Regions from separate parts of the Mus musculus genome. Here all the other regions are linked to region 1. A link is a loop called in an ENCODE intact Hi-C map of the cell type or tissue named here. Cell type or tissue: heart. All regions are shown on one strand. Region 1 overlaps Rgs6 (regulator of G-protein signaling 6). Region 2 has its middle 20 kb from the start of Gm31064. Region 3 holds the start of Rgs6 (regulator of G-protein signaling 6). Region 4 overlaps Rgs6 (regulator of G-protein signaling 6). Region 5 has its middle 30 kb from the start of Rgs6. Region 6 overlaps Rgs6 (regulator of G-protein signaling 6).

Region 1 (5,000 bases):
TTCACATATGTTGAGGCTACACTTGGGTCTATTCTGTAAAACTAGTGACATCCTTTAAAATTAATGACACAGACACCAAGGAGAGGTCCTTCCAGTTCAGAGTCAAAAGACTCAGGTTAACAGAATCCAACAGATAAATGAATCTTTTCCCCTGGTAAAAGAGAAATGATTTTAGATGAAATGAGTTTAGCAAAGTTTATTTAAATGCTAAAAGATTTACGAATGGGACAGCCCTCCAGATTAGATGGGGTTCAGAACACCATGGAGTGCACACTTGCACTCAAAACAATCTAATGCCACTCTGCTGACAGCCTTCCTCGTTCTGCCTGTGAGAGCTCAGTACCCACGGTGCTCTGAACGGGGGAGGACCTTCCACAGCCCCTCCTTCTGCACGGAAGGTTTGTGCTCACCATAGCAATGGTTTACATCGTAGGTGAGTCAAGCCCTGAGGTTAGGAAGACAGGTGAAGCTATCCCTTCCAATCACAACCCCCACCCCACCTCTCCCCCGCCCCCCAATCCCCACCAGCAGCATCAGAGACATCTACAGGACACACATAACATGGTCATATGGTCGTTCATTGCCACTGTTGAACTTCAAACAGCCTCTTTATCAGGAAACAGAACTGGGAAAGGAAAGAAGAAAATCAGAACAAGGTCTTGAAGAGAGGACTTCCATGGGAATTCTCTGAAGTCAGGGAAACACTGGGCAGATGCTGTGTCAACATCACGCTTCTGTCGCTGAGCTTGGACCCCAGAGAAGGTCTCAGTACGCTGCAGTTCTCCTTACCTGATTTCATTATTTTCTTCTCTTCTTGTGTCCTTGAATCTCAGCAGATGAAGGGCAAATCTGCTGAGAAAGATGTGTGTCATGAGGGGTTGGGTGACTTTCAGCCGTCACACCATCCTGATAAGAAGCCTGGCTGGCGCCAACAAGGGGCAAGAGGACACTCCCATATCAAACCATGCCATTTAGCAAATGGCCAGTGGCGGGCTGAAATGATTGCAAGTTAATCTGTTTCCCATGCACTCACAGCCTCTGCCAAGCAGTGGTTCTGTCTGAGGTTCTGAAGGCAGGGCCCACTCTGGGAGTGGCTAACCCAGGTTCATCTCCCAGACATCTGCAGCAGACACCAGCTGAATGAGAGGTCTGAATGGGCTAAGATCCTGATACCTGGCATGAAGTCCAGCAAGATTTGTATTTTAATGAATAGTTGTGAAAATACTATTTGAAACCAGCATTCAGTGAGAACATGTCACAAATTGCATGCTTTTCCAAGTTTAAAGGCTAGCTCTCCCACCCCCTCCCTCAAGGAAGCCATACAACATGGCTAGTGTCCTTATCTTCCTAAAGAAGCAAGGAGCAACAGAGAATTGAGAAACTTGCTCGGTCAGGCTTTGAACTCTGGCTCTCTGGCTGCAGAGAAGGGGGACCAATAACCGTTGTGCAAGGCTGCCTACGTCGTAAGATCCTGATTACATGAGAACGCCAGAGTCCAAATCCTGTTTGGTGAGCATCACTATTTCAGCTGAGAGCAGATGCCCCACAGGCAGCCCCATGTGTATGTGTATCTACTCCTTAATTCAATCTGCCAACGTCTGCTTCCTGCTGGGTACTGGCCACTAAGGCTGGAACCAGATGCTCTGATGCAGATGAGCACTGCGGAGTATTTGGAGGCGGGGACTCTGCACCTATGAGATTCAGGAAGACCTGTCCAAGGAGACTGTCCCACATTTCCTTTGCAGTACTCCCTTGCATAGCATTTGGACCTTGGGTTCCCAGGATGCCCAAGGATGGCTTCTTCGTTAGCCAGTTCTCTCTGTGCATTTACGGTTGTGTTCTTCGAGTTGGTAATAACCCAAGCTTGACCCTGCCTGCCAGCAAGAATTAGCACCATTTCATATGGAGAAAGGCTGAAGATTTGGGGATCGAGATCTGCACAAACAGGAGAAAGAGGGGCCCTGCTCAGCAGTCTCCTTTCACTATGAACTACGACCTAGTTCCACTTTAATCACCAATTGTCACTCTCTCATATCTCCAGAAGCTTGGTGGTTCCTGCCTCTTCTCCCACTGTCACCTAACGTCTAAAACTTCTTTCCTGTCTACCCACATTTCTTCCTTTGTAACTTTTGGACATTCACAATTGACGTGGTAATTTTACCCATAGACCCAGAAGTTCCAGGAGCACTTGAAAACCCCTCACAAGTGACTATAACCACACTTTTCCCTTGACCTTCATTTCTGGCTTCTGGAAAATACTATAAATGACATCAAACAGACTTCAGATCTGTACCTTTCTAACCAAGAAGTTAAGTAGCCTTCAGAACATCAATGATAATTAATTTAAGTGAAATACAAAATCAATACCACTATCCTAGATTCCCAGTCTGTTTAGAAAGCAGCTCACCAACTCAAGCGGCTTTCAAAGACAACAGTGACCCCGTGTGGTGGTTTTGTGTATTGCATAGCAAGAAGGACTAAAAGTACAGAATGTGGGCAGAAGCAAAGCCCTCCTCGCTCAAACCTAAATCATTTCTACATTAAGCCAACAGGCTGTTTCTGCCAAAAAGATGGATGTGGCAAGATTCTTTTGTAAGATGGGACTTTTTTTTGAATTTGTGAAGAATCTCTTTTCTCCGTGAAGCCAGTCCAGGCAATGTGGGGAGCTCACATAATTTCCAGGGCTGGAGAGAGTCCATGAGAAGGGAAAGGGCTGGAGAGAGGAAGGAGCTACAGAAGGGGGCAGGCAGCACGGAGGGAAGGGGAAGAGCACAGTGGTCTGGGCGGCCTGGTACAGACAAGAAACGGGGTCACACTCATCTCGCAAACAAAATGTGATCGTCCGCATAGCCTATGCATACATGTTCACATGTATTCATGTGCACATACATGTGTGGACACACATGAACATGTATGCATACACTATGCAACACAAGGTCAACACAAGATGTTTTCCTTAATCGATATCCGCTTTATTTTGTGAAGCAAAGTTTTTCACTAAACCTAGAGCTCAAAGATGCCGCTAAATTAACCTGCTAGTAAGCTCTAGGAATCTCCCTGTGTCCGGGTCCCCAAAACTAGACTTACAGGTATGTACCAGGTATGTACCATACACCCATCCTTTATGTGGATGCTGGGAATTCACTCGGGTCTTCACGCTCGTGCAGCAAGCATTTTACTGAGCCATCTCTCCAACGCCCGGTAGTTTGCATTTTTCAAACTAGGTAAGAGGTGACACTGGTCCCTCATATCAAGGTACAGTGGCAAAGGAGAGCCACCCAAGAGCAGAATCCACAGTGAGCAGATTCCCGTTTCCCACTACAAGGGGACTTGGCTTGAAGTTGAGGCAATTTCTCTCTCCCAACTTTCAGCTGCCTGGGTGATGTCCCTCCAGAGGCCTCTACATCTGCCTGGCCTCCGGGGTTCAAGGGTTGACCAACACAGGGTTTGAGACCTAAAGCTGTGTGCCCCTTCTCAGAACCAGAGATGTTACAGTTTGGACATAAAATGTCCCCCTACCCCAGATTTAAACACTTGGTCCCCAGCTGCTGGCAGTTAGGAGATTGTAGACCCTTTGGGGTCTGGGTCCAGGCTGGGAGCAGAGGATCATGGGGAGGTGAGCCTTGAGAGCTATAATCACCTCTGGTTCTGATCTGAGACTGGTGTATCCTTTCTCTAGCCTGTCTGCCAAGGTGTGAGAATCCCAGGCTATATGTTTCCACTACTGTAACATGTCTTCCTGCCTGGTGAACCATGTGTATCCCTTGAAACCATAAACCAACATAAACCTCTTCCTAGAGTGTGTCTACCGGTTATGTTACTACAATAGCAAGGCAGCGGGAGTACAGTGGGGCTCTAAAGGGGAGAAAGTGGTCCTCACTGGTCCCTCTTGCTGATACCAAACTTTCTCTGAGTAGCCACCCTCTTGACGCTTCTACCCGCTCTCTGTGTGCTTAAGGGAGCAAGACTCCAATTCCTCATCTGGAAAATGGGACTGATACTTCCTAGAGAACTCACATAATCCTCACGAAACTCTTATATTATTGTACAGACTTACATGAGAGTTACACTTTGGTGTAAATAAGCATATGGGATGACATAAAGGTGTCTGATACTGTATTGTATATCATAATGGAGCAGCAGGGTAATCTAATAATTCTTTGTTACTATCTGCAATCCTGGAAAACCAAGCCTAAGGAAATGAGAAGTCTGAAGCCAAGCTTTGGGGATGTGGCCTTACAGGCTAGATAGAGTTGAACCAGTGAGAGAGCTAAGTCCTATGTTTCCTTTCGACAATGAATGAATGAATGCATGAGTGAATGAATGAATGAATGAGTGAATGAATGAATGAATGAATGAATGCTTAGTTCTTGGCCTATGAGCTGGCCCTGGAAATACAGAGCATCTCCTGTCCTAGGTAGAGTGACCTCAGCCCTCATTGGTGTTTGGAACAGGGAGTAGGGGTCCACCAATACCATGGTGTGTCCTCACCAGGCTGAGTGGAACCATCTGGAGGGTCTCAAAGAAACATGTATCAAAGAACTAATTATATGAAGGGTACCGGATCATGATGGAGGCAGACTGGCCTAACACACTTGCAGACTGAGGAACCTCAAGCAATGCAGACAGCCACAGACCCCAGGGGAAGGGGGGTGTGGAGAAAGAGAGGAAAAGGGGAGAGGGGAGAGGAGGGGAGAGGGGAGAGGAGGGGAGAGGGGGGAGGGGAGAGGAGGGGAGAGGAGGGGAGAGGGGAGAGAGAGGAAAGGACTTCCTCAGAATCTCCAGAGAGGCTATCTCTGCCCATACAAGATTTGCAGCTGTGACATCCAGATCTGAGAGATACATTTCCATTACTTTAACTCAAAGAGAGAAAGCAAAAAACAGAAGCCCAGGTTGTGACCTGGTGGCAGTAGGGAAAGTGGGGGCCTATCCATTGGCTAGAGATAGTTTCAAACATGCTTCTTGAAGCAGGCAGTCTTCCCTGTGAATTGAATTGGTGA
Region 2 (5,000 bases), 520 kb before region 1:
CTGGAAATAAGATTTGCTGTGGCTGGATGATGACACCCATCTGTGGTGACATCCTTCCAGGAAGTGGGGCTAGGACCTGCTGGATAACAGGCACTTGGACTCCACCAGGCTGCATTTGTGGTATAACTTGTTGTAGAACAACCGACTGCTGAGGCTGCAAGATATACTGGGCACCATTGGCTGCTCTGACCACCTGAAGCAGCTGGCTTGAATTTGTTAGTAGCTGAACAGGAGTCACTCCTGCAGGGAGCGCCAAGGTAGCAGCTGTAGCAGCAGCACTCGGAATACTTGATGCATTCATATGTTGTAGCAGCTTAGAATCAGGAACAATAACTTGTGGTGCTGTAGCTTGCTGGGATGCAGGAATAAGGACCTGCTGGGTCTGTGCTTGCTGAGGTACCGTTTGCTGAAGTTGTGCTTGCTGGTGCTGGTGGTGGTAATGCTGTTGCTGCTGCTGCTGCTGAACTTGCAACAAAAGCTGCTGTTCTTCTGAACGAAATCCATCTACTGCCCTAGACTGCAGTAGGTTTTTCTCCCACAAAGCTTTTAGTTCCGTCAGGACCTGTTCATCCACCCCATCATTCAGAAAAATGTCTCGTACGTCATTAATAACATCTTCAATCACAGATCTGTACAATTTAGGCACGGTGTTTGTGTTTGCCGAGTATGCCATTTCCACACACAACACAAACAAGAAGGAACGAGATAAAAAAAAAAAGGAAAAATAAAATTAAAAAAAGAAAAAATAAATAAACAAAACAACTGAGACCCGGAGGGTGACCCAAGTCACCTTCCAAGAGTGGGGCAAAAAAAAAAAAAAAAAAAAAAAAAATCTCTCAACAAAACCGATCCAGAAGTAAGAGGCAGGAGAGCAGGAGGAGGGGGGCACTCCTCTCGCAGCTAAAATCCTCGAGAATCGCCTAAAGAAAAAAAAAATGGGAAAAAAAATTAGCCACGACCTCTTAGGGGGTTAGGGAGTATCCCCACTTGGGTGCCGAGGAGGGAAACCAACGCCGGTCACCGCCCCCGGTGCCACCGCCGCTGCCACTGACGCCGCCACCAGCTGCAGCTCCAGTCTTAATCAAATTTATTTATTTATTTATTTATTTATTTATTTATTTATTTATTTTTGAGACAGGGTTTTTCTGTATAGCCCTGGCTGTCCTGGAACTCACTTTGTAGACCAGGCTGGCCTCGAACTCAGAAATCCACCTGCCTCTGCCTCCCAAGTGCTGGGATTAAAGACGTGCGCCACCACGACCGGCTCAAATATTTTTAAAGACAACAAATTTTCTAATGTAGTTGAACACTTTATATTTTGCTTATTTATTTTTGCAGAGTATTTTTGAACTCAGGACAGCCTCTCCTGACTGACCAGCAACGGAAATCAAACCAGAGCAATATATGTTTCAAATCAATTGTAAACCCTCTAGTGACTTTATGTATGCAAATATTCAGCTGAGCAGAACATAGTTTCTAAACAGTCCTGTATAGCAAATGCTTCAATCTTGTGCTGCTTTGAGGAAACCTACCTGGAGTTGGTGCTAGCTTACCTTGAGTGTTAAAAAAAAAATGACAAAAACCAAAAGAAACAATATCTAGCAGCCAGATGGATGCAAATAAATATCTAGTTCTTTTTGTTTTGTTTTGTTTTGTTTTTTTTTGTTGTTTTTTGTTTTTTTGAGACAGGGTTTCTCTGTGTAGCCCTGGAACTCACTGTGTAGACCAGGCTGGCCTCGAACTCAGAAATACACCTGCCTCTGCCTCCCAAGTGCTGGGATTAAAGGTGTGCGCCACCACTCCCGGCAATATCTAGTTCTTGACAACACAACAAAACCAAAAACCAAAACAACAACAACAACAACAACAAAAAGCACCCCAAATCTGGTAATAACCAGATGTGGTGGTATATGCCTGTAATCCCAGCACTTGGGAGGTTGAAACTGGAGGACTGCAAGTTCAAGGCCAGCATGAACTCTATAGTGAGACATTGTCTCTAAACAACAAGAAGTGTATAGGTTTGTGTGTGTGTGTGTGTGTGTGTCTGTGTGTTAACATACACAAATGAAATAACTGGTCACACAAACCAGTGTTCCCACAGGGTTCCCACTCTCCCCACTAGATGGGGCTTGTGCTCTCTAGCTGTCCACACTCTGGATTCCTTAGGTTTCTCTCCTGGCATCAAGGGGCAGCTGCTGTTCATCCTCATCACCCGTTTCTTATGAATATAGCATTAAGAGGACTCATTGGGACTGGCAAGATGGCCCAGAGGATGAAGATGCTTGCTGGCAAACTGACCGCACAAGTTCTATCCTGACTCACATGGTGAAAGGCGAAGATCGCACTCCTGAGAGTTGTCTCCTGATCTCGACTTGTGCACACATAGATAAAAGATAAATAAATTAATAAACATATTACGTTTTTTAACTCAGAAGCATCATTGTCTTATCAAGAGCTGAAAACGACTGCCAGGATTGCATACTCTCTGTGCAAAGTAAAGGATTTCCCTCCACTTTTAACAGGCTCCGTTTCCTTCGCCCGGCTTTGTGGCTTTGTGCTGTGTTGGCTTCTGGAATTGCAATTAGCATGGAAATCGCTAAGCCCTGGAAAAGGCTGCTTGGGAGCTGAGTCTGAGCTTTAGTTCCACAGCTTGCTGTAGCCTACCCCTATACTGGGGTGAGATGGAAAATAGTGAATGGAGCCCCCACAGCCTTTCAGGTCAGTTTCCATTTCAAACAAACCCTAGACTAGTGGTTCTCAACCTGTGGGTCTCGCCCCCCCCTCAGAGGGAGCCTGACTGATCCCTTCACAGGGGTGGTTGGTCTAAGACCTTTGAAAAACACAGATACTTACATTATGATTTGTGACAGTAGCAAAATTACAGTTATGAAGTAGCAGTGAAAATAATTTTATAGTTGGGGGGGTCACCATGACATGAGGAACTGTGTTAAGGGTGGGGGTGGTGGTGGCAGGGGTCGCAGCATTAGGAAGGTTGTCCTAGGGTGAGCTCTCCTTACAAAACTTCCAAGCCAGTTACACTATCTGCACTTCACACACTGTCTTCGCTGCTAGCGCTTTCCTTCCCAATCTCCCTTGAAATAATTGAGTTATTGCACTACAAGTGTCTCTGGTGAAGGGAGACTTGAAAAGCTAATAGAGATATAAACACAGAGGTCCCAGAGTTCCCTCAGGAGATGAGTGGGGAATGAAGGGCGAAGACAATAAACCAAGGTAATGTCTAACGGGGCTGGAAAGGAAACTCTGTAATTGGGGAAGGGGAGAGAGAAAAGTCCCAGGGTTCTTGATTTGAAAACTCATTCTGATGAAAGGAAACCATTAGAAAAGGCTTGGTTTGCCGGGCAGTGGTGGCACATGCCTTTAATCCCAGCACTTGGGAGGCAGAGGCAGGCAGATTTCTGAGTTCGAGGCCATCCTGGTCTACAGAGTGAGTTCCAGGACAGCCAGGGCTACACAGAGAAACCCTGTCTCCAAAAAACAAAAATACAAAAACAAACAAACAAACAAAAAGGCTTGGTTCTTAACTTTTGACTAGAGGTTAAAAAAGAATTTAGAATTAGTTCAAACTGCAGTATGGGCAGAATTATTCCTAATGACAGGTCTTTATTATTATTATTATTATTATTATTATTATTATTATTATTTTAAATCAAGGCAGAATTTTTTCATTGTGGAACCTAAGCTGTGTTGAACTCATTATGAAGTTCATGTTAGTCTTGAACTTACAATCCTCCTGGTTCAGCTTCTTAAATGCTGGGAAAATAAGCAAATGTAACCCAAGCCTAGGTGTGGAACATGCACTTTAAAGGGCCAAGGAAAATGACTGTTTCCTTGCAAAGGTGAAAACTGTGCTAGGGCAGAGCCGCACCCTTCAAGCCATGGATGGATGGAATCAGTCCCAATTCCGGGTCTGAGAAGCATGAAGCATGCAGCTGTGGGTGGTTACTGTGTTTGTTCAGTTTTCATCCTTGGGACAAAGTAACATCGGGAGGCTAACTTCGTAAGAACGAGGCCCTTTATGTCTTTCACCATCTGGGAGAACCAAGCTCAGCTCTGGGTGAGGACCTCATGGCAGGAAAGAGGCTCAGGGGAGCCAGATCAGAAAGCCAAGCAGGAAGCCAGAGCACCTTGTTCCACAAACCCTTCTGAGAACACAGCTGTTTACTCTCAGACCTCCTACTGGGTCCTACCCTCTCAAATGTTCACACCTAAAGGCTGAGCTTGTAACACATGAACCTTTGGGTGATACTTTAAACCACATCTCTTAGCATGGGAGTCACTATAGTGATGCTTTTGTTTATTCTGGGGCTGCTTGGATGACTTTATGGGTGGGATCTTACATAATGAGTGCATTGGACAAAAATCAATTGACTCTCAAGATGTAGCCCAAAGCCTCCACATTAGAGGCTTCATCTCAAGTCCTGCCTCACTCGAGGTGCCTACCTTTCCTGACTTGTAAAGACAGGAAAGCCTCAGGTTTTCTTAGTCACTCTGAGATTTAAAACAACAACAACAACAACACATAACAAAACAAACATCTTTTGACTGCAGCAAGTTACAAAATCTGTTAGATCTTGACAAGTTACAATGCTTGCTTCCACCAAAGAACCAGAAATCTAGTGTATTAGTCAGGGTTCTCTAGAGTCCCAGAACTTACGGATATAGTCTCTATATAGTAAACGACTTTATTGATGACTTACAGTCTGCAGTCCAACTCCCAACAATGGTCAGCAGCAGCTGTGAATGGAAGTCCAAGGATCTAGCAGTTGCTCAGTTCAACACGGCAAACAGGCAAATAAGAGAGACAGAGCCTTCCTTCTTCCAATGTCTTTATATAGTCTCCAGCAGAAGGTGTAGCCCAGATTAAAGGTGTGTGCCACCAGCCGGACATGGTGGCACACGCCTTTAATCCCAGCACTTGGGAGGCAGAGGCAGGTGGATTTCTGAGTTTGAGGCCAGCCTGGTCTACAGAGTGAGTTCTA
Region 3 (5,000 bases), 400 kb before region 1:
AACAGAGATGTCCCAATGGCAATTCTATCACAGGCTTAGCTGTAGCCCCTCATCTGGTAATGAAGTGATGAAAAGATTCAGGATTTTATACATTACTATATTTATTTTATACTTTAGAGTTTCTGGAAAGATTGTTCTGTGTAGCAAGGCCTTCAGGAATACGAGGTTGGCTAATGGAAACAGGCAGAGTGGGATTGTACATATTCACAGTGTGATATGCAGAGTGAAATTGTATATATTCACTGAGTAGTGTGCAGAGAGACTGTCTTTTTATCTCAGTTAATGATGAGATAATACTTCAAGGAAACCTGTGAGGGACACTTGTCAAAAGTGATGAGTCTTTAGGGGCTAGAGAGATGACTCGGCGGTTAAGAGCATCTTTTCCAGAGGTGCTGAATTTGGTTCCAAGAACCCTCATTCTGGCTCACAACCAGCTCTAACTCTGGTCCCAGGGGATCTGTCACCTCTTCTGGCCTCCAGCTGGTATTGCACACACAGGGTACACATACATGCAGGCAAAACATCCATACACATAAAATTAAATGAAGACAAAGTCTTTGTTGTTCATCTTGGCGAAGAGAACAATTATACCTCAGTGTATCTTTTTAAGCCATCTCTTCTGAAGTCATATTGAATTACAAAACACATTACACGAGCAGGTGGACAGACTAGTTCGTTTGTTCACTTTATTTGGGTGTTCCTAGTTTCCAACCATCTGTGAATAAGTAACAAATGACTGTGTATTAGGCACTTTCTCTTCCCAGTGGCAAAATACTGGAGACAAACAATTTACAAGAAGGAAAGACTTCTTTTGGCGTCAAGTTTCAGAGATTTTTAGCCTATGGTTTTTTGGTCTTGTGCTTCAAGCTACTGTCTTGGAGGATGCTGGTAGGAGACCTGTATACTGCGTGGAGACTGAGGGAGGAGCTAGTCTCATCATACACCCTTCAGTGGGACCCCTCCATGGACCCAGCTTCCTTCTACTGGGTCCCACCTCTGACTTAAAGTGCTTACCCCTACCAATAGGGCACACACAGGGTTCCTAGGCACATCTTATCTCCAACTTACACTCACTGACCCCTTCAGACTTCAGAGTACAGTTCCTAAAAACAGGTCACTCTTAGTGTGGCTAGCACACTAGCTTTATGTGAGGAAACAACACAGACATGTCTATTTTCTTGAATCAGTATATTATAGAAATCCATGGTTATAGGTGTTATTTACAGGGGTTGGATCCTACCCAAGGCCACCTTCTGAGTTAGCAGCCTTGTCCTCGGGCCTCGCTCAATCAGAAGCCATCTTTAACAATCTGCCATTTTAGAAGAATGGATTTACATTCAGAAGAATCTATTTACCTTTAACTGATGTTCTTTGTTATTTGCATATTTATGCACAGCAGTGTTGACAAACATGCATATTGCCAAGGAAACTTTAAATTTTCACCCCCAGAGCCATAAAGATGAAGAGTCCAGATCATTCATCCCCAATGACTTGGAGTAATTTATTTATTTTTTTCTGTGATTAATACACTAAAGTATAAATTACTGATTTATTATTGGTGTTGGTAACATTGACATACATACACATCTACTGGTAACTATTTAGTACCAACCACCTTGTCCTACCTCCAACTACAGTTCCCTAAAATAATTTGAGACAGGCCTTCATGTAGTCCAGTGTGACTCACGGACTCCCTAAGTAGCCAAAGCTGGCCTCGAACTTCTGTTCTTTCTGCTTCCAGCCCCTGAGTATTACAGGTGGATACCATCTCTGTCGGGGTTTACTCAGTGCTGGGGAAAGCACTATATTAGGTGAGCTACATCTGCAACCCAGTCATAAGTCATCAAAAATCACGTTTCAGGACTCTCAGGTTAAAATGTCCATTCAAGTTACCCTTGTTCATTTGAATGTCAAAGCTTCTCTTCTTGCCCAAGGATATTGTGCATAGTTTCCCCCTTAGATTCCCTTTTGTATTGTTTCAAGATAGTATCAACCACAAAGCGCTCCCAACGCTGTGTGGTGTAAACGTTGAATAAATAAAACCACGAGATTAGCAACAATATCTCTGACGAACGCACTGGCTCATTTTAATTTAGAGGGCGCCAGCCCCACGTCAGTGAGGGATTCAAAAGCTACCGGGACAGCACCTCAGGCCAGAATCGTGAGCACCTTGGCGCCACTAAAGTTTCAGTACACGGTCATCCTGGCAGCAAGGAGAGGAGCCTTGGCTTGTTTAACACAGTCCCTCAGTTTTCTAGGTAGCTGCTCGGTTGCCTGGAATCTGCAGATTATTTTTTTCCTCGCTTGCTGCACAGGGCCTGATCCGTACCCCGGGCGGCGCCGGGACAGGTGAGCCTGGCGGCGGCGACCTAAGAACGTGCTCAGGTGTCAGGGTCCCGCTCATAGCGCGTGGCTCAGGCCAGGTGCGGGCGCCCAGGTGCGCGGCGCGAGGCTGCAGCTGCTCTGGGTCCCCGACAGCGGGCGCCGCTGCGGCAGCGGCCGAGCCGAGCGCCTGGGCTGCGCGACTCCGGGCAGCTCCTTGGCGATCGGCCCCCACCGGGTGGCCAAGAACTCCGCCCGGGGGCGCCCCGGGGTCCCTGTTGCTGCGGGCGCCGAGGGGGCGGTTCCGGTCCGGACCAGCGAGGGGCGAGGGAAACACCCCGGGAGCCCCGCGCCCTGGCACCATGAGACCCGCCGCGCCTCCTCCCGGGTCCGGAGCTGTACAGTGTGCTCGCTGAGCCCCCTGCGGTCGCCGCCTCGTAGAGTGGCACCAAGAAGGTGGAAGAGGAGGAGAAGGCGACACTCGGGAGAGCAGTGCCCGGACAGATTTGGCCGCTCCTCCACCCCCCGAGAGCTGGCGACTCCCGGGTTCCCCAGCCTTATCATGAGCCGGGCGCCAGCCGGGCTTTAGGAGAAACTGAGACGCCGGAGCGAGTCGAGACAATTCTTTGGTTGCTAAGGTAATTGTAGTTGGACAAAAAAGGGACAAGAAAAGAACCCGGAGGAAAAGGAATGGAAGCCGCACCCGCGCCCCGATCTGTGTGGCTTGCATTCCTCGGGGGTGGGCGCTTGTCCATTTCGGATGCGTGACAGGTGCGGGTGTGTGTCTGCAGTTTGGGACTGTGCAGGGCGAGCTTACGTAAGTGACTCGGCGAGCTGGCATGCGGACTTGTGTGGGATGGGTGCAGGTCTGCGTGGAAATCGCCTTCCCGGCTTTGGGGTGGGACGCGCTCCGAGCCTGGGCCTGGAGGGCGTGCGGGGCCCCGAAGGCTTTCTCTTCTTCCCAGCCATCCGCTCGGAGAGCGCAGGTGGGGGAATCTACCTCCAGCAACTTTTCCTGAGAATAAGCTCCCGATTTGTGGGTTGAAAGGGCGAGGCTCCGTGGTGAGGTGAGGACCGCAGGGGCGGGTGGTGAGGTCTGAGGCTTGGGAGTTGCTTTCACAGACGGTAGGTATAGGCTTTTCTGAGCAGGTCAGGCTGCTTAAAAAGTGTGATGAGGGAAGTGACCCAGAAAATTTAAATTTGTTCAGAGGAAAAGCTGCGGGTTTTCATTCTTTTTTAATTTGACAAAGTGGGTGCGTTTTCTCTCTCACGGAGACAGTGGCATTTCTAAGTCTGCAAATAAATTGAACATGTTTTGAATCTCGTTGGTTTGGAATTATTCTCGCAGCATCAGTGCCTGCTTAGAAACTGGACCTGTAGGTAAGTTCTGATAAAAGCCCTTTAGCAGCCCTAAAGGAAAACTTGAAAGGCAACCAGGAGGAGGTTAAAGCCCACCATTTCATCTTTTTCTCTCCAGGGAGAATGGGAGAGTAAGACCTGGGTTGGTGTTTATCAGGCTGTTAGAGGATGGGTTGCCAGTATGTGCGCGATGCGTCGAAGCCCTTTGCTGTCCGAGGATAGTACACTATAAACAAGGCTCCCACAAGTCAGTTTCACAACTAGGTAGATGGGCAATTGTGTGGAGTTGGATCTGGGCTGCCTGAAAGTTTCTGTGACTTCTATATTTATTCTTGCTCTGAACTTACTTTGCATTAGAAGGGACGTATCCCTTCAAAGTGGAGAACAGAGGGAAACAGGACAGTTCCCACAGACACACCTTTGTAAGCCAAAGCCTTTATGCACGGGTACTGCAGAGATGATAAATTGTTTGAGTTCTTTCGCTGCTAGGGCTGTTAATCTAAATCGTGTAGCTACCGAGGTGATCTTGGGCACTGTAAGCTCCAGTGTGGGGAAAGCTTCCTTCCACTAACTCCTTCCTTCCCTAAAGCAGCTGTAGAGTTTAGAAATGTCAGCTGTCGGGAGGTATTCCGGTGAAGGTGTTTTTCTTTCCATAGTCTTAACTTTGCTCTTCATTCACCTTCTGAAATTTCAGTTAACATTCACTGAGCTTATTCTGCTGAGAGACTTTCAGTAAAACGTTTTTCTTTGAAGCTATCAATTCGTCACATCAAATCTGACAGGAAAAGGATGCCTGTGTGGCTTCGAGGTCTCTTTAAATGAGACTTATTTGTTTATTTATGATTTATGAAATCAGATAACCAACATAATTTTTTTTTCTAAATCAGCAAACACTTATGGGGAAAAAGACTCATTGGGCAATGGAATTTGCCAGTAAATTTCAAGATCTTACTGTCCCACATGAATGGACGTGTGTGTGTGTGTGTGTGTGTGTGTGTGTGTGTGTGTGTGTGTGTGAAGGCAAGATCATTCTGATCCCTTTGTTTCTGGTTTTCTCTCATATGTTTTTATTCTCTGAGGTCCTGCACATTCCAGGGGTTAAACATGGAGATAAAAGAGAGAAGCTGTCTACCACATTTTTTTTTCTTTTTCTTTTCAAAAGGGATGCTCTCAGAGGGCTCAATACTGGGATTAATTTTTTTCCTTTAGCTCCCCAGCTAGTCTTAATTCTTGGTGCTTTGAACCTCAGTATGCATTTAACCTCCTTGTTTATTTTCAGGGCGTCTGGGAGAATTCATTTAATGAAGTTCATCTTCATT
Region 4 (5,000 bases), 320 kb before region 1:
GTGGCACTGGGCTCCACAACTCTGCATTTTGATTGGCTGTGGTTTTCTATAATAGCCTCTGTTTGTAGCAAAGAGAAGTTTCCTTGAGGAGGGGTGAAGACTACATTTATCTGCCAGTATAAGGACAGCTGCTTAGACTGTAGGTAGGGATTATGCTGGTTTCTGCTGAGATATGTTTTAAAGGCACATTGGCAGGCATGTAGTTCGTGGAAGGCTTTTCTAGCCTCTCTTGATTTATTTGCTTATACACTGAAATCAAGGCTGAGCTTTGGTAAAAATGAAATTAACGGTTATACTTTTTGAATCAGGGCTGAAGTCACTGGCATTTTACTATCAGTTAATGATTGAGGGCATGCTCCAGGGTACATTACTACAGCTTTCCCTTGTTCCTGATCTAATTTAGCAGCATCTTAATTAGGACTAAAAGATAGTCATGGGGATTTTTGCTTGATGTTTAAAAGAATGGTCTGGACTCTCATGTGCTACCTGATGGGCCTAGGAGAAAGCTCGTGGGCAGTCATGGCTTGGTGGACCCAGGACAGGCTGAGAGGCTGAGAAGGGGTGGGACTCCAACCCTCCTGGTGGCGTATATCTCTGGAAGCTGCATCCGTGCTTTTGCTCAGAATCTTCTCAGTGCTCAGCAGGTCTGTGTACTGAGTGAGCCCAGCCTGTGATTCTAGTCTATCTGGAACAGTCAATTATACGTCTCCCAGCCAAGCGGACTTTTACGAACTCTGCCAGAATCTGCATTTCCAAACAGTCAGACAAGAGGAGAAGGGAAAGATGGGGCTGAAGAGGCCATTGCCTGGCAGTGTATTTCTGGTAGCCAAACACTGACTTAGCCTAAGTACCTCCCCTTTCCCCTCTCCCTTCAGTACTTCTGGCCTCTCCCAGGATGAACGGTCTTAACCTCACTGCGCTGTTTTCTGTGCTGCCAGTTGGACAGGTCCGGGGCTCCATACTGTGGAGGGAGACCTCTCCAGCTGGCTGGGCTTAGCTCTGTCTCAGAGGGGGCCACACTTATTAATCTCTGTGACTCTGCTTGATCCCCTCATTTTTCTTCCTTTTGCTGGCAAGTCACAGACTGTTCTCCGAGGTTCGGTGCCGCCCAGCTGCCTTCCTCCTTTTGCTAGTTTCTGGAGATACTCACCTATAAATACTAATGTTTATGGAGTCAGCCTCAAGTTTCTAGGCTCTGTGCAAAGTGTGCCGATAATAACAACTGGTGTTTATTAAGCAGCTACTGTGTGCCAGCAACTGTTTTAGGTACAGGGATGGGAAGCAAGCAGCACACAGCCATCCCCCTTGCAGGCAGTCTATCAACCCATCAGCAAACAAGCAGATGGTGCCAAGGAGTGACATGGGATCTGAGGAGGAGAGGAGGCCTGGCTGGAAAGTGTCTTTGGGGGCTGGGGCTTCCGGGTGATAGTTTATCTCGGGAAGGGATATTGGGAGAGCACATTTGGGGATGCAGGTGAAAAGTCAGAGCAGTTGCTTCTTCTAAGCTCACACCTGCTTCCTATCCCAGCTCATGCCCCCATCTACCCTAGCTCACACTACATCTATCCTGGCTCACGCCCCATATCCTTTCTTTCTTTCCTCCATGCCAGTCTGTGACTCCAGCCTCCACATTCCACTGGAAAGGGTGGCTTCCCTGTTTGAGGGCAATTTCAACTTTAGAGGATGCCCTTGGCCCCCAAGTACCCATGGCTCTCACTGTATCAACCCATCTTTCTCATTGGTACCCTTAGTGTTCTTATTATACCCGTGATCTTACCTGCTGAGAAAACTTGGACACCTTGAAGAGAACAACTTTCCTAAGCAGTGGACTTAGGACACAGAAACTCATTTCATGAGCACTCGCCAGGGCTCCAAACCCATTCGCTAGAGCTCCTTCTTCTAAATTGCCTCCAGCTACGCAAGAAAGCCAATTTCCTTTTTTTAATAGCTGCGACTCATTTTCGGATTCACAATGGCATGAACCCTGTCCAGACGCCCGTCTGAGTCATTATTAGGGACTCTATTTAAAATGTGGCTATTTCCTTACATTAGTCAGATCATCCCCACAGATTAAAAGGAGTGGGTTCACTAGAATGTGTCACAGGATGTCGAAATCAGAGTTCTGATGAGAGTGGGGGTCCCTTGTGTCTTGACCACCCACCTGCTTCTTTGAGGGAGGAAAGGAGAGCGTAAGAGTGAGAGGAGACGCCTTCAGAGGGGGTTAAAACTCCAGTGAAAATAAAGAATGCAGGGCCCCTGTCATTTTAGGTTTCCTTGGGGAAAGACCTAGCAAGACAGTTGATTTAAAACTGGAAAGGGCCCTGGTTGGCAATGACTGGGAAGATTGATGACAGCGGTGGGAGGAATAAGGTAGAAAGGAGAGCCATTTGTGCTAATAATTCTTCTCAGGCAAAAGAGGGGCTTTAATAGAAGGCTGGGATACCAAGGATGTGGTCCAAGTTAGACCTTACTCTTCTGTCTTCTTGGCTCAGTTGCGCTGGCGATAAGCTCTCTGCATCCTGCCACCGAGTCTTATCTTACTGGTGTCTCTGTACCTCCCACACTCTCTGGCCCATGATAAGGGCTCAGGAGAATTTTGTTGAATGAATGTAAAGTGTGGTAGTTGGAGAGGTGGAAAGTTTTGGCAAAGTGCGTGTTGTCATTTCTGGTAGTGACCACCAGGTGGTGCCTTCCTAGAGCAGGAGCAAATGAGGCCCTGACTATGGCAGATGGGAGAGACAAACTGTTCTCCTACGTGTCCATCAGGGTCCATCACAGGTTGACTGTGCATAGAGAACTCAGCTGTGTGACAGGCACCAACTGTTCTTATTTAGGTCAAATTTACAGGCACACAGTATTCTTACAGAAGGCTTTCCTTTAGGGCTATATTCTTGGAAGTGAATTCTAGCTAGGCTAGCTGGGTGGATTCCTTGTGAGCCATTGCTGGTCCTCCAAGATGGCACATACCTTGTTGTTTCTCTGCTTTCTCTGAAACTCCTCCCAAAACCACGTGCAGATTTGTGCCCAGCTCTCGGTGTCTCGGGGTTAAGTATCTGGTAGCCCTGTGGATTTCGGGTCCGTGTCTGTGGTTTCTAAGTGGAATTCTCAGGGTAGGCCCACAAAGGAGTGAAGATAAACCAGCTTGGCAGGTTTACTCAGCTTTTCAAGAGAAGCAGAGACCAAGTGGGTGACACAGAGAGGGCCCTGGTCCAGGGCTCCGTGCCCATAGGCCATAGAGTAATCTGCATCACAGTTTATGAATAATGCAGCCTAATGTGGCCCAGGCAGTGGGATCCAGGGACCACAATCTAAAGAAATTCAGGTAATGCGAAGCCAAGTCATATAGATATGGAATCCTGCTGTTCACTTTAGAGTTAGAAGATTCGCTCAGCTCTCAGCCATTCTCGAAGAACTGCAAAAGATTAAATACTTAGCCCAAGGCTTCTCGGCACTCAGAAAACTAATGGAAGGTGATGGAGATTCAGAATGCCCAGATCGGGGACAGTGATGCTGGAGAGAGCACACGTGTCCTTCCCTAAGCACATCTGGTAGGAAGGACACTGAGAGAAGGTGGGTTAAGTCTACATAGAACTGGAGCACTATCGCTTTGCCAGGATGAGAAGAGGCAAAGGAGCAGAGTGGCTGGACTTTTCCTTGAACCAGTAAGAGCCACCTTCCCCGTGTGGTTGAGACCAGTGTGTGAGCATCTCCTTCAACACTGCTATGCCACTATCTCTGCATGTTAGGCTCAGGTCTTTGTTAGGTGAACACCGAATTGTACAGGGTTAATCAAATGAATAGATCTGTAGTGACATTTTTAGTAATTATAGAATTTTGATTTCTTTTTTTGAATTTTTTTAATTAGGTATTTATTTCATTTACATTTCCAATGCTATCCCAAAAGCCCCCCATACCCTCCCCCACCTACTCCCCCACCCACTCACTCCCACTTCTTGGCCCTGGCATTCCCCTGTACTGAGACATATAAAGCTTGCACGACCAAGGGGCCTCTCTTTCCACTGATGGCCGACTAGGCCATCTTCTGATACATATGCAGCTACAGACACGAGCTCCACACGAGCTCCAGGGGGTACTGATTAGATCATATTGTTGTTCCACCTATAGGGTTGCAGATCCCCCCACCTCCTTGGGTACTTTCTCTAGCTCTTCCATTGGGGGCCCTGTGATCCATCCAATAGCTGACTGTGAGCATCCACTTCTGTGTTTGCTAGGCCCTGGCATAGTCTCACAAGAGACAGCTATATCAGGGTCCTTTCAGCAAAATCTTGCTAGTGTATGCAATGGTGTCAACGTTTGGAGGCTGATTATGGGATGGATCTCTGGGTATGGCAGTCTCTAGATGGTCCATCCTTTCGTCTCAGCCCAAACTTTGTCTCTGTAACTCCTTCCATGGGTGTTTTGTTCCCAATTCTAAGAAGGGGCAAAGTATCCACACTTTGGTCTTCTTCATTCTTCTTGAGTTTCATGTGTTTCTCAAATTGTATCTTATATCTTGGGTATTCTAAGTTTCTGGGCTAATATCCACTTATCAGAGAGTACATATCATGTGAGTTCTTTTGTGAATGTGTTACCTCACTCAGGATGATGCTCTCCAGTTCCATCCATTTGCCTAGGAATTTCATAAATTCATTCTTTTTAATAGCTGAGTAGTATTCCCTTGTGTAAATGTACCACACTTTCTGTATCCATTCCTCTGTTGAGGTGCATCTGGGTTCTTTCCAGCTTCTGGCTATTATAAATAAGGCTGCTATGAACATAGTGGAGCCTGTGTCCTTCTTACCAGTTGAAACATCTTCTGGATATATGCCCAGGAGAGGTATTGTGGGATCCTCCGGTAGCACTATGTCCAATTTTCTGAGGAACCGCCAGACTGATTTCCAGAGAGGTTGTACAAGCTTTCAATCCCACCAACAATGGAGGAGTGTTCCTCTTTCTCCACATCCTCGCCAGCATCTGCTGTCACCTGGATTTTTGATCTT
Region 5 (5,000 bases), 430 kb before region 1:
GAAATGCTCTTGGCAGCCAGGGAGCAAGAGTCTCCAGAAAGAGCAAGGGGTCTGGGCCACATACTCCGAAGAACATGGCCCCTGTGACCCCTTTCCTCTGAGGCCTTGCCTCCTAATTTCTGTCACTTCCCAATACTGCTATTATTTTATGCATCTGTCAAGGGTTTAATCTATTGATTAGGTCAGTGATCTCTGGAGCCGATCAGTTTCCCAAATCTATCAGCTGGCAATTAGGCCCACAACACTCATCTTTTAAGAAGACCTTGACAGTCTTCTTTCCTCTCTTGTTTGGACTTCTTTGAAAGCACAGGGAATACACACAGAAGAATGCAGATTACTGGCCTGTGTGCCAGTCAGATTACATTCTCAGGGGGGTTCCTTCCGGCAGTCACTCAAATTTTAAGCCCAGAGTCCCAGCGCTAGGCCTCCTCCTGGCATTAAGATCTGTTGCTCCCAGGAAGACTTTATGTCACTTGTTGCTAGATCAGTTCCTGTCTCCATGGACTGAGAGAAGGTGACTGTGAAACAGTCACTGGAACATGGCCATTGGCCTTGTGCCCTGGGCATCCTTACCCTTCTCCCCCATTTATTCACTGAGCAAGTGTCAGATGAATCAGCTCAAAATTTAACTCTTTGCCCTTTGGAAATTTGGACTTACATTCTCCCATCTAAGTACTAACTAACTGGGGCCCAACCTTGCTTGCCTTCTGAGATATAACAGGATCCGTGCATTCAAGGCGGTATGGCTGTAGATAAACTTAACTTCTCTCTTTCTTCCGTGGTTTTAGAAGGGCTATAGATTTACAAAAATTCAGCACAAATCAGAGATCAGAACCATATATTTGACCAGAACATCACTAACTAGTTAAACATGTCCCTCTTTCCCCCTCTTCTCTTAGAGAAAGGAGGATTTCGACATGGCCTGCTCTTCTCTTGTAGGGTAAACTTATCTGTCTTATGTCATTCCATGCCAGTGTCGCATCTGGGCCATTAAACAAATACTTCAAAGGATTTCTTTAATTTTAGTGGGGTCATTGATAGGTATGCAAATAAGAACTCCCAGGGGAAAAAGCTGTGATTACAAAGGTTGATTGGCTGAACTAAATGATGTAGAGAAGTTGGAATGTAGCCAGTCTAGAGTCACAATATCTTAGGAGGCTGGGTGGTAGTGGCAGCACATACCTTTAATTCTAGCACTTGGGAGGTAGAGGCAGGCAGATCTCTGTAAGTTCAGGGCTAGCCTTGTCTACAGAGCGAGTTCCAGGGCAGCCTGGGCTATACAGAGAAACCCTATCTTCAAAAGCAAAAAATATCTTGTGGGTATCTTTTACCCACTTAACAGCAACTTATTGTCCTCCTCTTTATGTGATTTAATGTCTTTGTGACAATTAGGTAAATTCCTTGGGACTTACAAGCAGACAATTTCAAATAACCAAGGAGCTGAGAATATCCACACATAGCATCTAAGGCCAATAGCAAAATTTTGCTGTCTCCTATAACTGTCTACCTGATACACCCATCCATGTAGTCAAAACTGCTGTTTTATGGCCTTCTTTGTTCTGTTTCTAAAAAAGCCCATGGGATTGCTACATCATTAGAACACGGCATTTGGGGAACCTCGGATCTGTGCTTTCTAACCACACTCACAATTTGACTTCAGAATAAACCGTCTCTTTAATGTGAGGACTGTTTCTTTGGCTGACAGTTTTGATACTCGAGGCTGAAGGAGGAGTAAGAACATAGGCACAGGAGCTAACTTGGAAAAATAATAAGCCTTTCCCATGCCCTGTGACCTCAAAATAGTAGCTCCCTTCTGGCAGCTCTCTGAACCCTGATCTGACCCTGTTCCCATGCCTGCCGTGAGGAAGCTGGCTTTCCTGTCACTTGCCGGCAGACAAATGTCACAACGTTTGTAGATTTCTCATGGAGCTCTGCATATCCCTACGGCAATCACCAACTAAAAAACACTTAAGAAAGTTCAAGATTGTGACAATAATAGCTCATTCTTCACAGGGTGGGCTGGATCTCCCAGCTGCTGATGGCTGCTACTCCTTTAGCGCAGGTGGCCGGGGCGCTGTCTGTCCAGCAGAGGGCACAGGCCCACCTCATCCCCAAACAAAGGACTGGTTCCTATGGTTGAGGGAGGAAAGGTCTCTTCCCCTTGTCTCTGGTCCCTCTGCTGTCCTGTGCCTGGTTTGTAACTGTTCTCTTTGCCTTGGATTTCTTGAGATTTCGGTTGGGAGGTGAGCCTTTGATGCCTGGGTTGCCTCTCTAGCTCATCCTTCAGTTTTCTTAAAGCTTCATGGATAAAGTTACATCCAGGCTCCTCCTGTATCATTCCCCATCCTCCACTCCGCTCTTCTTCCACAAATCTCCAGGATACAAGAGACCACCCCAGATTCATCTGGATTGAACTATTAAAAGATAAGCATTTCAACCCAATTAAAAAAAAAACAATATTTGATCTCTTTGGTTTTGTGTTTCTGTAATTAAAAAGTTGTATGTATGTATGTGTGTATGTATGTATGTATGTATGTATGTATGTATGTATGCATGTATGTATGTATGTATTTGTGTATGTGTGTGCGTGTGCATATCACAGTACATGTGTGGAAGTCAGAGGACCACTTGTGGCAGTGATTTCTCTCACCTCATCACGTGGGTTCTGAGCTCAAGCTTAGGCCTCAGGCTTAGCAGCAAGCAGAGTTACCCCCTGAGTCTTCCTGCTGGTCCTTTGGGTCTCATGTAGCTCAGACTGGCCACAGATCTCTACGTAGCTCAGGATGACCTTGACCTCCTGAGAGACTCAGTCTCTCAAGTGCTGGAATTACAGGCATGAGCCATTATACCCAGTAAGTCGTTTCGTTTCGCTTGGGAGACCAGGTGGAATTCATCAGGGTACCTGCTCTCCGGGAAGCAGTTTATAATGACAAGCATCACACTAATGAAATCCCACAGTTCTAGGGAGTAAATGTTATGTATGGACATTGTCAACCAAAGGACTGAGGCCTGGCCAGTGTAGGGCCAGGAATCAGTTCACAGGGCAAGACTGGGGGTGGGAGGGGAGTGTTCCCAACGGCTTGGCTTAGCTATGCTAATTTTTCCTTTGTGAAACTAGGACATGCAGACACCACCACCTACCCTCTCCTGTAAGCCAAGTCCTGCCATACTGTAGCAGTGTACAGTACAGGTTGCATATTGGCTAATACCTCCTCGTGATGTGAGATCTCCTCTTCCCTCAGAAATCTTTAAGATTAGACACCTTGCTTTGTCTGTCAGAACCGAAGGGTCTTCCTTCAGACCCCTACTGTACTGTTTGCTGCTGTGTTAATACATCTCTTGACTCAGGATCTCCCCACCCCTACCGCTGCTCCCACCCAAACCTCACAAGTCATACAAGCCTTAAATAATTTTTGTCTGGAGATTAGCCCTGCTCCCTCTATGACTACTGGACATTTCAAGAATGCCAGGCAGCATATTGGGTACTGAGCATGCACAAACAGATGTAGCCTACTGCTCTCATGGGCTGCTCTCTGGAGAGTTAATCCCGTTAATCAATTAATCATTGACCAAATGTGCAAATGCAGCCCAGATCTGTCCTGCAGAGGAGAGGATGGAAGCAGACAGATGAAGGGATTTGGACTTGTTTGTGACATTGGGAGTGAGCATCCTTTTTGAAAACATTGAGGTCTGAACCATCAGTCAGAATTGGGCAAAGGGATGGCCTTGCATGCATGGAGATCAGAAGATTCCTGGGGCATGGTCGGCAGAAGGTACTAGAAGACCTGAGTAGGAACGGGAAGTCCCCAGGGAGGGAGGGGGACTGAAGAAGCTTGGGAACAGCTCAGGAAGGTCCTTGCTGTGGCTCTGGCAAGGATGTGGTCTTTCTAGGAGCCACAGAAAGTGGCTGAACAAGTTCAATGCATGGTGGCAATGATGGTGATGGTGGGGTATGGTTGTTTTGGTGACACTGTGATGTGGGGAGGGTGGAGAGGCGAGAAGAGCAGGAAGGAGGGTAAAAAAAATGACAAGAGGGTTGAGTCAAGTTGGCAGTAGTGCAGGCCAGAGGGACTTACAGTTGAAATCGGAACTAGGCATAGCGGCACACACCTGGGAGCCAGCACTCAGAAAGTGGAGGCAAGGGGGTGAAGTCAGCCTAGGTCATACAGAAAATCAAAGAAAAAAAAAGGTAAAAGAGAAAGAAAAAGGAGGCGCGGCAGCTTGAAATCCACAAAGCCTGTTTGCACAGGAATCACCCATCCATCCATCGTCACCTTCAAGCCTCCTCGAGTGTAAATGTGACAGGAGCCTGAAGGTGGCAGGTCCACTGATGCGTGCGGGAGCAGAGCAACGCTCAGTTATGTTTATCCGAGCAAACATCCCTGGTGCTGGACCCCAAGGAGCCTTTTCCAGCCCTCCTGCATCTTCAGCATGAGCAGGCACTGAAGATGAAGCTGGGGTGGTGGTGGTGCGGGGGGGGGGGGGGTGGTGGTGGGGGCTGGGGAAGGCAGGCGTCCAGGTTATTTTTAGCACATCCTAGGAAATAGCCAACGTTCTCATTTGGATCCTCATTAAAACCCAGAGCCCAACTTCACCCAATTCTTGTTCCTAATATCTGCAAACTTCCCGCTTGCCAGATAATTGACAATAGGCTTCCACAGACGTCTCCTCAGCATTTCTGCACAGTTCTGGAAACATTAGGTTTGACGTGTCATCAGGTTTGCCAAGGCAGCAGGAATCCCAGGGGGCAAGGGCAGTGGGGCGGAACTGCGGGGACAGCACCGAATGACTGATCTCTTTAGAAAGCCTTCAAGGGAAGCCCTCCTGGGTCGGCATTTTCCATTGCCTCTGGGGCAGTGACTTTGGGAACACACCATGGCGGTGAGGATCAGGCTTCTTTCTCTTTCCTTTCTGGTTTTTGTCTTTGCCCTAAAATGGTGGAGTTATCACTGCACCTCTCCTCCTTCTGTTCTATCCTCCCTCCCTCCCTCCCTCCCTCC
Region 6 (5,000 bases), 57 kb before region 1:
AAGGTCAAAAATCATATTTGAGGATTTGTTAGTCTCAGATCCCAAGAGAGTGTTGGAAACGGGTCATCCACCCGACACCGCCTTTACGGTCCCTTGATTCCAGCCGGCATCATTCAGGAGCAAGCGCCTGCTATGTCCCAATTACCTGGCAAACTTCTTTAGATCAGTGGTTGTCAACCTCTCTAATGCTGAGACCCTTTAGTACATACAGTTCCTCATGTTGTGTTGACCCCCGATATAAAATTATTTCATTGCTACTTCATAACTGTAATTTTGCTACTGTTATGAACTGTAATGTAAATATCTGATATGCAGAATATTTGATGTGTGACCCCCTCCCAAAGGGGTCTCGACCCACAGGTTGAGAACCGCTGCCCTAGTAAGTAAAGAAGAGATCTGTGCAGAGGAAAGGTGGGCTGTCTGTAGTGCCAACCTTCACGGGGCACAACGCAGCTAATGCTTTCCGGGCCTGACATAAAACCCGATCACAAAGGGAACAGCCCGTTTGCTCCACAAGAAAAGTATTCTAATAAAAGCGAAACAGAAGCAAAGAGCCTCATGCACAACCGGTTCTGCCGATTTCCAATCTTCAAAGGCCTGTAATAACCTCCGTTACACCACTGTGTGGTTCTTATTCCACCTCTGACGCTTACATTTTTAAAATAATTCACCGGCAAGAACCAACGTCAGAAGGAAATGCTAATAAGACTTGGCCTAGGAGAGTAACATGGGCAGATTGTTAATGTTTAATGCACAAACATCAAAGTGGGGTTGAGGTCAAGAGAGCCCCCTTTTGTAAAATGGAGAGAAAAAAACCAATATTGTCACTATTCTATTTTTTAATATTAAATTAATCCAGCATACATGCCAAGCCCAGGATAGGCATTTCCCCTGGTTTGTGTCAGTCCTTTTTGTTTCTATGACGATGGCAATAGCATCTCTGGGGCCCAGAGCATCCTCCAAGCGCTTCATTCATAGTTGTTTAAATAGGTCCACAGTTGGGCTCTTCTACAATCACCGCTGTACAGTTAATTTGCATACAAAACTCTGGCTTGATTCTTGAGGAGTGACAAACCAGAGTTGTCACTTCTGAGAAGAGAACGTGCTACAGTGCTTCAGTGCTACAGTAGGAAAGTGTAGAGTCCGGCTCCCAACTTCTGGTTAAACCTGAGGTCAACGTTAATTTCCTCATATACTTGAAGCAGCCATCTGAAACCACCCCAGCCCCAAACTCCAGCCCTAGCTAGGGGTTCGAGCAGCCGAAAAAAGCATCAATTATTCCTGGGTGACATGGATGCTCACAGAAGGGGGTTGACTCCGGCAGCCTCAAGTCTTAGGGTTGGCTCTACCCACGCTATACACAGCTGCATCCCGCACAGAGTTGGTTTACATAAATGTAGAGTTTCTCAGTTTGGTTCATAAGACTTTTGTTTACCTACTCTGGAGTATTTTGCTTTGGTGTTTGATTTCCAAATCTGCTTTTCCTTGACAGACACTGTTTTGATAGAAATGCACGCACTGATGCTCCACAGCAGTGGTTTTCAAGCTTCCTAATGCTGCCACCCTCCGATACAGCTCCTCACGCCATAACTGCAAGTTTGCTACTGTTACAAATCAGGGTGTAAATATCTGATATGCAGGATATCTGATATGGGACACCCCCCCCAAAGGGGTCATGACCCACAGGTTGAGAACCACTTCCCTAGAGCCATTTTTCATGCGGACTCCCTAGCATACATCATTCCACCAAGAAATAGCGATGCCGCTAATATTCATTGCGTTTGAAGACGACTTTTGAGGAACCTAACGTCTCTGCTCTCCAGATACAGAGCTGAGCGGTACCGTCTAACGCAAACTCACTCACGTTAATATAGAATGGCCTTGCAGTTAAAATGGCCTTGGTACTGAGTGGGCCTGAGATCCGACTTCATATGGGGTTAGCATCTTGTCATCTCTCTCCTGGGGGGCGTCGATGGTTGAAAAACCCTAGAGAGGCTGTCTATCTTGCAAAGCACTGTCGGTGAGTGAAAGAAAAAGGTTGTTGTCCACACTTGATAAAGGACGTTAAGATGGCGGGTGGGCGGTGGAGCATTAAAGCCAGTGTGCATCTTCTGACTACACGGCTGAATCAACGACCCAGGTCACGTGCTCACAAAGCCACCAGGCTACAGTTCCACAGTGGTAGCCTGCCAGCCAGCAGACACCTGATTGCTTGCTTTTCTCTTTCTTTCTCCTTTCCCCATTAGAGTTTTAACACCACCCCCACTCCCACCTCCAGGAAGCCAGCCCCCCGGCCTCCCCCACTCCCACGCACACTTGTTTCCGCTGTCTTCCCCGCCCCACAGGATGCTTCCCTCTGATTACTGGGCCCATCACCCCTGAAACCAGAGGGCCAAGCAACGAAATCAAGAGGATGGTTAACCAGCAAAGACCTTGCTTTGTGCCTGTTTTGCAAGTTCTCTCAAAGACAACAACGTCATAATGTATGAGAAGGCTCTAGAGTTGTGATCCGTGGAGGGCAGGGAGCAGGGGAAGGGACCAAGAAAGTAAACAAAGGCAAGGAAAAATGAGGGAAACGTGAAAAACCCTGCCGTTTCCCCTTAGTTAAGCGTGGCTGAGGCAGGTTTGTTATAAAAATCACTTCAAATCTTCCTTTCCCTGGCATTGGGCATCTCCACTAAATACAGCAACCAATTTTTTTCTGTAGGCTTGATGCTGAGTGTCATAGTTAACAAAGGAATGTGTGGCTCATTTTAGTCAGGATCCCCAATATATGAATCTGAGTATGCTAAATGTATTTTTCCCTCCGAACTAACTTTATAGTTACTGTATCTGTTGCAAATATATTATTCACTCCAAAAATAGCAGGAAGTCTGACTCCCAGTGTGTATATTTGGGTGGGGATGGGTGGGTGGGTGCTTCTAATAAGAGCTTGGATCGATCGCTGCCTCTGACAGTTTCTTGACAGTCTGCCAGCTATCAGCTGCTCTCTTGGCTTCTCCTTCATGGTCACAAGATGGCTGCTTTGGCTTTGAACATCACAACCATGCCCAAGAGAGAAGGGAATGTGCAAAGGAGCGGTGCCTCCTTTCCCTGCACACATTATTAGTTCACGAGCTTCTGTCATGTCTCTTTGGCAGGACCACAGAAGCTCCTAGCTACATAAAGCACTCTTAAAAATGAGTTTCCTTTTCTAGCTACTCAGCTTGTATGTAAAGGAAAGTCCAAAAAAAAAAAAATCCCCAATGGAGGCTAGCCTGACAACAACACAGCAACTGACAGGGACAGAGCCTGACTCAGCCCTTTCCATCTTAAATGAAGCAATTCTGTCATGTTGACTACTTCCCATTAGACAAGCAGACAGAAGTCACCCTACCTTATGAAAGTTTGAAAAGAGAATCAACTTTCTGTTCTTTGCCTTAAGCTTCCTTAGATGGAACCATCCAGGTTCTATTAAACGGAGATATTGCCTTCCTTCCCGGGAGCAACTCTGGGTGTCTGAAGTGTCCTGGAGGCATTGTTGTACTCTTGACAACACCTAACAGAAACTATGTAAGGCATCACATTGGGCTCTCAGCCCTTCCAGCCTCAAGCTTCCCTTCAGATCTTCAATTCACAGCAACATTATTTTTTTTCCGTAGGAACTATTTACATATGAAGGTCATATTTGCATGCCCTTAGTAATTTATTAAATTCACTTTCCAGAAGCAAGCGCATCTATAAACATCTGCTTAAGAGATTAGAAACAAAAGCCAGAATGGAATTTCCCCGAGCACAGTCACCCCATGTGGCTGGCTAGGCAGGGAAGCTGAGCTCATAATTCAGTCCAAGGTAGAAAAATATCAGATTTGGGGAATGTAAATTGGTTCCTGTTGGAAGTACTTTGAGATAATGTTAGCACCAGCTCGTCTTCTTCAGCTGGGAAAGGTTGTACTAGGGAGTGTCTGTGTGTGTGTGTGTGTGTGTTTCTCTTAAATGCTCTGTGCAGTAAATTGGAAGTGTAGCATCTGCTGAATGTTTAGTCAGACCTCGAACTACTGAATAAATCATGACATCTGTAGGTGAACTGAGTAATAGCCACCCTGGAGAGAAGTGTAATTCAGTGTTGACAAAATAAATCCCTTTTCAGTTTGGGGGAGGGGAGGAATTGTCTTATTTTAGTGAGAATGTTGGGTATACCCAAGGTAATTAAGAGCTCTGACAGATGGAAAGTTGCTGAACACACTGGCAATGTTTTCTGCACAAGGGGCCAGGTAGATGACTCCGTAAGAAACTCTAAACACTAAACTCTCACCCCTCCCTGGAGTCCTGAATTAGCTCCACTTGCCAAGATGAAGAAGCAAGTCTTTGGAGGTGAGGTAGCCAGACTGAGAACCCATAGACGGCTGGAAAGGCAGAGAGGCCATCCATGCTGGACCATCCAGAGCGCTTCTTTCAGGCAGCTCACACACTAGCTCACTCAGCTCTTGGCACAGACCCTTCTTCTGCCTTGTCTGCTTCCTGTGGAGAGGCCAGAGACCTCAAATCCTCAGCCTTCCCAGTGGTGTGGTGGGGCATGGCCCTGGGACACTGCCCTGCCCCACTCCCATCTGTCACATGACAGAGACAGGATTCCCTGGAGCCAAGGAAAGCCTCTTCAGCCTCTCTCCTTTGTCATTCTTCTTCCATCATAAAAAGAGAAGGTATCTGTTTCTCCACACAAAGCAACCATTGCACAGCAGGAGGAAAAATGACTGGATTATGATTGGAGGGACACTAAAATAAAGCGAGTCTAGGTGTTTAGTGGCATTCTTCAATGCTTGCTCTGGCCTTAGGCGTCTTGCTGCTGGGTTCCCTGCTCACAAGTAAAGTAGTAATCCCTTGACATAATTGAGTTGGTTACTGGTATTTTCGCAATCTGAGGCAGTCTAATGGTGCATGTGTGTGTAAACTCCAGATGAGGATACTGGGTTCTATCACTTGCGATCCTACTTCTTTGAGAAAGAGTCTCTCACTAGAAC

Evidence for each region. Peaks named below come from ENCODE experiments on the same cell type or tissue, not always from the same donor. Only the 100,000 strongest peaks of a DNase experiment are listed, where the experiment ranks them.
Region 2: a loop joins it to region 1, with 9 times the contacts of the local background. A loop is called at or near these places in 19 of 42 quality-filtered maps.
Region 3: a loop joins it to region 1, with 2.9 times the contacts of the local background. A loop is called at or near these places in 10 of 42 quality-filtered maps.
Region 4: it touches region 1 in a loop (8-fold over the local background); 23 of 42 quality-filtered maps call a loop at or near these places.
Region 5: it touches region 1 in a loop (11-fold over the local background); 3 of 42 quality-filtered maps call a loop at or near these places.
Region 6: it touches region 1 in a loop (2.0-fold over the local background); 3 of 42 quality-filtered maps call a loop at or near these places.

The regions. Positions count from the first base shown.
Region 1 is chr12:83,015,769-83,020,768 of GRCm38, forward strand. The region is part of intron 3 of Rgs6 (regulator of G-protein signaling 6); the gene reads left to right. Among named protein-coding and RNA genes, the nearest start is that of Gm31308, 14 kb to the left of the region's middle. In heart, a CTCF peak has its summit at 2,450; no DNase peak of the experiment used is centred here; H3K27ac peaks cover 1,591 bases.
Region 2 is chr12:82,495,865-82,500,864 of GRCm38, forward strand. It overlaps the pseudogene Gm5435. Among named protein-coding and RNA genes, the nearest start is that of Gm31064, 20 kb to the left of the region's middle. In heart, a CTCF peak has its summit at 2,111; no DNase peak of the experiment used is centred here; H3K27ac peaks cover 198 bases.
Region 3 is chr12:82,614,424-82,619,423 of GRCm38, forward strand. Rgs6 (regulator of G-protein signaling 6) reads left to right here and starts at 2,502. Exons shown (of 17, transcript NM_015812.4): 1 at 2,502-2,960. In heart, a CTCF peak has its summit at 2,472; no DNase peak of the experiment used is centred here; H3K4me3 peaks cover 2,418 bases; H3K27ac peaks cover 1,413 bases.
Region 4 is chr12:82,698,416-82,703,415 of GRCm38, forward strand. All of the region lies in intron 2 of Rgs6 (regulator of G-protein signaling 6), which reads left to right. Among named protein-coding and RNA genes, the nearest start is that of Gm22149, 72 kb to the right of the region's middle. In heart, a CTCF peak has its summit at 2,676 (motif pointing right); no DNase peak of the experiment used is centred here; H3K27ac peaks cover 964 bases.
Region 5 is chr12:82,584,707-82,589,706 of GRCm38, forward strand. No RefSeq gene overlaps it. Among named protein-coding and RNA genes, the nearest start is that of Rgs6, 30 kb to the right of the region's middle. In heart, a CTCF peak has its summit at 2,086 (motif pointing right); no DNase peak of the experiment used is centred here; H3K4me3 peaks cover 821 bases; H3K27ac peaks cover 1,154 bases.
Region 6 is chr12:82,959,020-82,964,019 of GRCm38, forward strand. All of the region lies in intron 2 of Rgs6 (regulator of G-protein signaling 6), which reads left to right. Among named protein-coding and RNA genes, the nearest start is that of 1700085C21Rik, 22 kb to the left of the region's middle. In heart, no CTCF peak of the experiment used is centred here; a DNase peak (open chromatin) is centred at 2,312; H3K27ac peaks cover 431 bases.